2 separate regions of the Homo sapiens genome follow, and region 2 is linked to region 1. Evidence: chromatin contacts called from ENCODE Hi-C or POLR2A ChIA-PET data. All regions are on one chromosome and are shown on one strand. Each heading gives the region's core, a stretch centred on a gene start or an enhancer-like site at or near the end of the contact. The rest is flanking DNA. Distances are from core to core; before and after follow the strand shown. Region 1 holds the start of KANTR (KANTR integral membrane protein). Region 2 holds the start of VCF2 (VCP nuclear cofactor family member 2).

Region 1 (3,197 bases), core at 242-2,741:
TCTGCAACATCTATAATGTGATATGAAAATCTCTGATTTCTATTAGTGACAATCAGTACTGCTACTACTGCTGCTACTATGCCTAGTTACATTCTTTATTGAAAAATGCTAAATTTCAGTTAGAGGAGAGGGAAAATAAAGATGTAATTTTGTTTTATTTTTTTGAGACGGAGTTTCAATCTTGTTGCCCAGGCTGGAGTGCAATGGTACGATCTCAGCTCACGGCAACCTTCGCCTCCCAGGTTCAAGCGATTCTCCTGCCTCAGCCTCCCTAGTAGCTGGGATTACAGGCATGTGCCACCACGCCCGGCTAATTTTGTATTTTTAGTAGAGATGGGGTTTCTCCATGTTGGTCAGGCTGGTCTCGAACTCCGACCTCAGGTGATCCGCCCGCCTCGGCCTCCCAAAGTGCTGGGATTACAGGCATGAGTCACTGCGCCCGGCCATAAAGGTGTAAATTTGTTCCCATCCAAATTCATGGACCTCTCCAAACCCTGTCCCCAGCCTCGATTAGAGGTCTGCAGAATACAAATTAAGAACCCTTGCAAATAGGAGGGTCCTTCCCATCTCTCCTTCCTTCTTAAACAGTTTTCCTTTGGAAGCCTGGGTTTTATTCTGGGTCTTACTGCGCCGACTGCCGGCGGTGTACGGTAAGAAGACGCAAAGACGGGGCGGTGGTGGGGAGTGGTAGCGGGAAGAGGCAGGGCCGGAGCGCGCGAGGGGTGGGGCCTGGCTGTGTGACTTCAAGCCAGTCAGTTTGCCTCTCTGGGCCATAAGTTCTGTCCGCCTGAATACTGGGAAAGAATTGGGAGGAGAGAACTTAATTATTTATGCCCCAGGCAACTGATCTATATTTGCCCTCTCATTTAATCCTCACACATTGTGAGGAAAATTTTAAAACATCTTTCCATTTCCAGATGGTTAAACTGAGGCTCCTAGCGAGGTTGTCACTTGACCAATGTCTCAGCAGGTATCAGGGACTGGTAGGTGACACGCCACATCCCCATAGCCACCTCATCCTCCATGCATGGAATAAGGAACTCTGCTCACTTTGAGCGAGAGAAACCTGGCTTAGGAATCTCTGCAGGTGGGTGTGGAACTGTGAGAAACTAGGGGCAGAATCGCGTCTCTTAGCAGAGCGGTGGCAGTGCAAGGTGGCTTATGGAGAGTAAAACGTCAAAGAAGCCAGGCATCTCGATTGTGCAGTGACTCGGCGCCTGGCGTGGCTTCCGGCTTCCCGCCTGCGTATTCCCAAGTAGCCGCCTGAAGACCTGTCGAATAGACAGGCAAAGGGCCATGACAAGCACTCCTTTCCTGGCCAATCCTATTAAAGGGTGGGCTTGGCTCTTTAACCAATCAAAGTCCCCCGAAGGGGCGGAGTTTTCCTCGGTTTGGCTCTAAGCCTCGGGGGTAAAAATAAAATGTTTCCATCCCCAGCCAATCCCTGGAAAGGCAGAAGGGCACTCCTCCAATGGGAGCCGGGGAGCCGTCGGTAGCGGCGTAGGCCCGTGCCCCTGCTCGCGCTGCAGCCCGTGGAAGGGTTCCGTCCAGCGTATCCTTCAGATCTTGCTGTAGGCCTCTGGTGTCTGTGCGCGCGCGGCAGGGGCGGCGGCGGCGACGGCCGGAGGTGTACGGTGAGAAGCCATAAAGACGGGGCGGTGGGGGGAGTGGCAGCGGGAAGAGGCCGGCCGAAGCGCGCGAGGGGTGGGGCCTGCGCGAGCTTTTACTGGGGCGGCCTCTCAACCCTAGGTCAGCGGGTTGCGGAGGATCGTGCGGGTCGCAAAGGGAAGCCGAGTGCTCCTGCGGCTCCCAGACTGCAACCAGGTGAGTACCCTGCGGAGCGGTCGGTGCCCGTTGCTGCCCTCCCGCGGCCCCACCTCCCACCCTCAGTGTCTTTCGAAACGGTTCCATGCAGGTCTGCCGCTCACGTGATCGTCTGCGTGCGTGTCTGTCTTTGCATCCCCTCTCCCATCTCTGTCTCTGTCCCACTTTTTGAGACGTAGTAGATATAAGATGCTGAATCCTGACCAGTTTAAACTAGCTATGAAACCTTGAGCTATCTCCTTCACCAGCCTGGGCCTCAGTTTCCTCATCTGCCAAATGGGGGTCTGATAATGTGTACCTGAGACAATGCATGTGCATTACTTTGCCCTGCACCCGGTCCTTAGAAAATTTTCAATAAATAATGACTATCTTGACTGAAAAGAATATTGTCTCTCTTGGTTTCTGTCTTTTCTCTGTCTCTGACCCTTCCTCCATTGGATCTTTCTGAATGCTTCTGTCTTTCTCTGTTACTGTTTTTCCTCTTTTTACCCGTCTCTTTCTCAACCCTAAAGAGGTTAGAGGTGCATAGTTTATAGCAATAAGTTTTACCCCCGAGGACATGAGCTTAGCCTGGGGCTCCGACCTGTTCTGTGGGTAAAAAATGGAGCCTGGCTTTGGGTTGCTTCTGGTGTCATTGAAGAGAGAACTCTCTTTGCTCCCCAGCCTACTCTGTTAAACAGGTAGAGACACCCAAAGTTGGGAGCAACTTAGATTAAAAACCACTTTTTAATAGCCCCTTATCCTATATAATGTTAGTCACCACAGGAAGCCCACAGATCTCCTGGTTATGTCTCCATACAGCCCTGGACATCCTATTTTCTATTTCCATCCTGAAATCCTTTGACCAGGCCTTAAGGAACTCACCTTCAGTTATCAGCAAAATTCCCTCCATTCTCATCCTGGCTTCTGAATACTCCCTTTATTTTCTTGCTATGCTTTGGTCGTTCTCATACCTGTTGGACCCAACATTGCTTTTTTTTTTTAATAAGGTGTATTTTGAAATGCTTCACTATTCTAAAATGAAATGGATAGAAAATAGAATCTGTCTACACCCATAATTCCCTGAAAACCAATATAATGCCCTAATTGTAATATAGAGAGTAGTAAAGGAAGAGTAATATATAATATTATATTATACATATATCGCACATATATATGCAAAGACTGGGATATGACTCCATTAGAAGACATGATGAAATGGTCTTACACTTAATGATAGTGACAGCTACATGTGTGTTGATTGGTGATTCAGAAGCCACAGGTAGAGTGACACAGTTTTCCTAAATAATGAACAATTCTTCACAAAGTTCTAAACAAAACAATGTGGAAGAGTTTCTCAGTTTATATGGTCGTTAAATTTCTGGAAAAATCAG
Region 2 (2,974 bases), core at 329-2,828, 2.1 Mb after region 1:
AGATCGTAAGACATGTGTGTCTGCCAGTGTCTACTCTTAAGTTCTTATGCCAGTGGTGTAGCGACACTGAAGAGATATTTCTTGTATGCTGAATGTGGTTAGGCACTTACTGTTGCTATACCAGCTAATATTATGACATAGTTACTCCACTAGATTGTCACCATGAGATTGTGGCTGATTACTTCCTTGAAACATTCTTTTCTCAAAATTGTTTTCAATGATTGGTAAGATTACATCTTCAGTTTCAAGTTCCTTGTCAATAAGTAATCAGATTGCAGCGTTTGACATAGTTTTCACAGCACTCTATTATTAACCAGACATTTGCTTAGAGACTTACTTTTGAGTTTTTGGTACTCCTAAGAATGGCTGAGTTTACTCATTTTTATAATTTCATTACTCTTTAATCAATTCTCATCTCTAGGAGACTGAGTACTAGGAGACTCTAGGAGACTGAGTACTGAGTACAAAATGCCAAATAAAAAATCACGTAGAAAACTGCTCCTATATTACACTCCATTATGAAATGATTGATTATATATAAAGAAAAAATGACCGGGTGTAAATATTATTTTATTTCACAATGTTTATTGAGCATCCACTAAGTGCTAGGCACTCCTCCAGGTGCCAGGATAAAAGAGTGAAACAAACACATGCCACAGCTCTGCCTTCATTAGGGAGCATGGTGATGTTTGTCTTTGATCATGGTATTTTGAGTATTTGAGTATTTTGCGCTCAAGTTTTACTGAAACTTTCAACAGCTTACAATACGTTTGCATTGTTTTTAAAACAGAGTAATACTATGAAAATGATTTTTCAAAGTGTGAAGCTGAGTTTAAAAAGCGGAATGTTCATGAAACAATGTTAATCTCATTTTTTAAAATGCAACTTTACGAATGAAAAACATCTAAGGAAATTTATCACAGAATATGATTAATGGTCACGGCTGGGTGATCGGACTGTGGATAAGATTGGTTTCCTTTATTACGCTTTAACAGTCTAACCAAGTTTTCTACCATGAGATTCAGAGACGTTTGTAATGAAAGAATACATTGATAAAGGTCCATAGAACCCCAGTAACACGTGGAGAAAGATGACAAAACCAATCAGAGAAACAGAAATACCAGTTGCTAGGGTACCTAGCAGCCTCACCGAGGAAATGCCAATTTGAAAAACAGAATGCTATTGTCCACTGACTGAGTTTTCGCGAGGGACCACATCCCCACCTCACCCCCGCCTCCAGGGCTTGTAAGGCACTGACAACCAAAGAACCAGCATGTTCTTTCGGAGAAGGCTTCGCGGGATTTTTTTTCAAGCACGAAGGGCGGGGCACGAGGCAAGCAGGGCCGCGCCACCGGCCAACACTGTCACCTGCAGGTCATGAGAGCCGAGCGCCACCAACCCCGGAAGAAAATACATATCCGCTGCGTTTCCGCCCTGAGCCCCGAGATCTTGGCTGAGAAAGCAAAGCGTGATGACCGTGGGGACCAGAGCTCGGACTGGTACCGGCCGGAAAGGCCCCGACGAACTTACCGTACAGGGCAGCCTCCCATAGTCCTGCCCTCGGAACCATAGCAACCGCGCAGGAAGTTCCTGCGCCGCCGGAAAAACGCAGCCCGGAGGGCGGGGCTGGCCAAGGATTGACGGGCTCTGGGCCTGCGCATCGGAGCCCGGGGAGGTCGGCTCCTGTTTCCTCTGGGTCCGCCGCAGGCTCCCTTCCCTGCAGTTGGGAGCTGACGCCTGAGGGACGATCCGCTGAGGGTCAGGCTCTGCTGCGCGACTGCCCGAGCCGCCCCATGTTCGAGACCTGTGCCAATCCCATGGACATTCTCCTCCCACCCAGCCAGCCTCTGAACACGCTTCTCACGTGGCACACGCCCTGTCCTCGCAGCCCTCACACCGCTGATCCTCCTCGGCGACCTCAGCGCCCCCGGGGCTGACCAGGCCGTGGCCGGCGCCTCTCCGTCCTCGGGGGGGTCTCCTTCCCCCCACTTAAGTCTCTTCTGCCCGCGGTCATGCCCTGGGCCTCAGGAAAGACCGCGCCCCTCCACGATGTCCATTTCTTGCATCCCCCATTCTCATAACGGGCAGCACCCGATCGTGTCCTAACAGCTACCTCTTCCAGTGCCCCAGCATCCACAGCCTTTAGCCTCAAGGAGGCCTCCTCTCCACTAACCACAACCGCGTTCCTCACCATTCACCTTCCTTAGCCAGCTTACCCAAAGCTATTAACTCTCTCCTCCCTACTCTCCTGGCAGTCCCCCCGCCGCCAAGTAGACAAACAATGTACACCCTCCACAAGTGTACCTTCTCTGTCTAGTCTACTTACAAGATCCCTCCACAAGCACCAGCACCCAATTTTCTCATGATATTCACTGATATTCCCTTGAGAAAATAGAAGCAATCAGAGAAGAATTCACACCACTTCCCAACAGCAGTAGACCTGCACTTATAATCTTGGCTGCTTCCCTGGAGGAAGAGACAGGATCCTACTTGAGACCAGGCCCTTCACCTGGATCCTATGCCTTCCACCTTCTTAAGGGATCATCCTTTGCAGTTATGCTTTCTCCTGAATTATCATGTTCCTCTATCTGTATTTATTATCTAAAAAGTTGGCAAAGGGAGTGCTAGAGTTTAGGCTGATCCTGGTTCTTGCTGTTAAGTAGGTGATCTCACAGGGGGCTGCATTCCCTGAGGATGGAAGGGAAGATGTGGAAAGTGGCTGATTCAAGAACTAAAGATCATGCCATAAAGGAAGCCTAACCCAGCTAGGGGCTAGGTGACCCTGCAGCCGAGGCTGTGGAGTAGACAGCCCTGGACAGGGGACTTTTAGACTGCCATGTTTGTCGCTGCATTGTGCAATTTTAACAAGAATCCTGCTAAGTCAGTTTAGTTAGAATTTCCCATCATCAATATCTCAGTTAGGTTCCTCATCCCCCAGGTGATGTCTAGTCACCCTGGCCCACCTTCACCAACA

What was found. Hi-C counts contacts between places; a loop is a spot of excess contacts on that map. ChIA-PET counts read pairs that join two places held with the same protein, here RNA polymerase II (POLR2A). Pooled maps may share reads with other maps.
Region 2: a loop to region 1 is called in a map with no recorded cell type, with 22 times the contacts of the local background. The contact joins the promoter of VCF2 here to the promoter of KANTR in region 1. A Hi-C loop is called at or near these places in 1 of 168 maps with a recorded cell type or tissue (naive thymus-derived CD4-positive, alpha-beta T cell), 5 of 37 single-sample maps with no recorded cell type and 10 of 50 pooled maps. POLR2A ChIA-PET finds 5 or more read pairs at or near these places in 2 of 52 experiments (B cell and naive thymus-derived CD8-positive, alpha-beta T cell).

The regions. Positions count from the first base shown.
Region 1 is chrX:53,092,651-53,095,847 of GRCh38, forward strand. KANTR (KANTR integral membrane protein) reads left to right here and starts at 1,492. Exons shown (of 3, transcript NM_001397448.1): 1 at 1,492-1,634. RefSeq lists enhancers at 584-1,408, 1,121-1,180, 1,491-1,610 and a silencer at 1,671-1,820.
Region 2 is chrX:55,159,607-55,162,580 of GRCh38, forward strand. VCF2 (VCP nuclear cofactor family member 2) reads right to left here and starts at 1,579. Exons shown (of 3, transcript NM_001166701.4): 1 at 1,531-1,579. The coding sequence starts at 1,550. RefSeq lists enhancers at 1,242-1,541, 1,367-1,867, 1,868-2,368.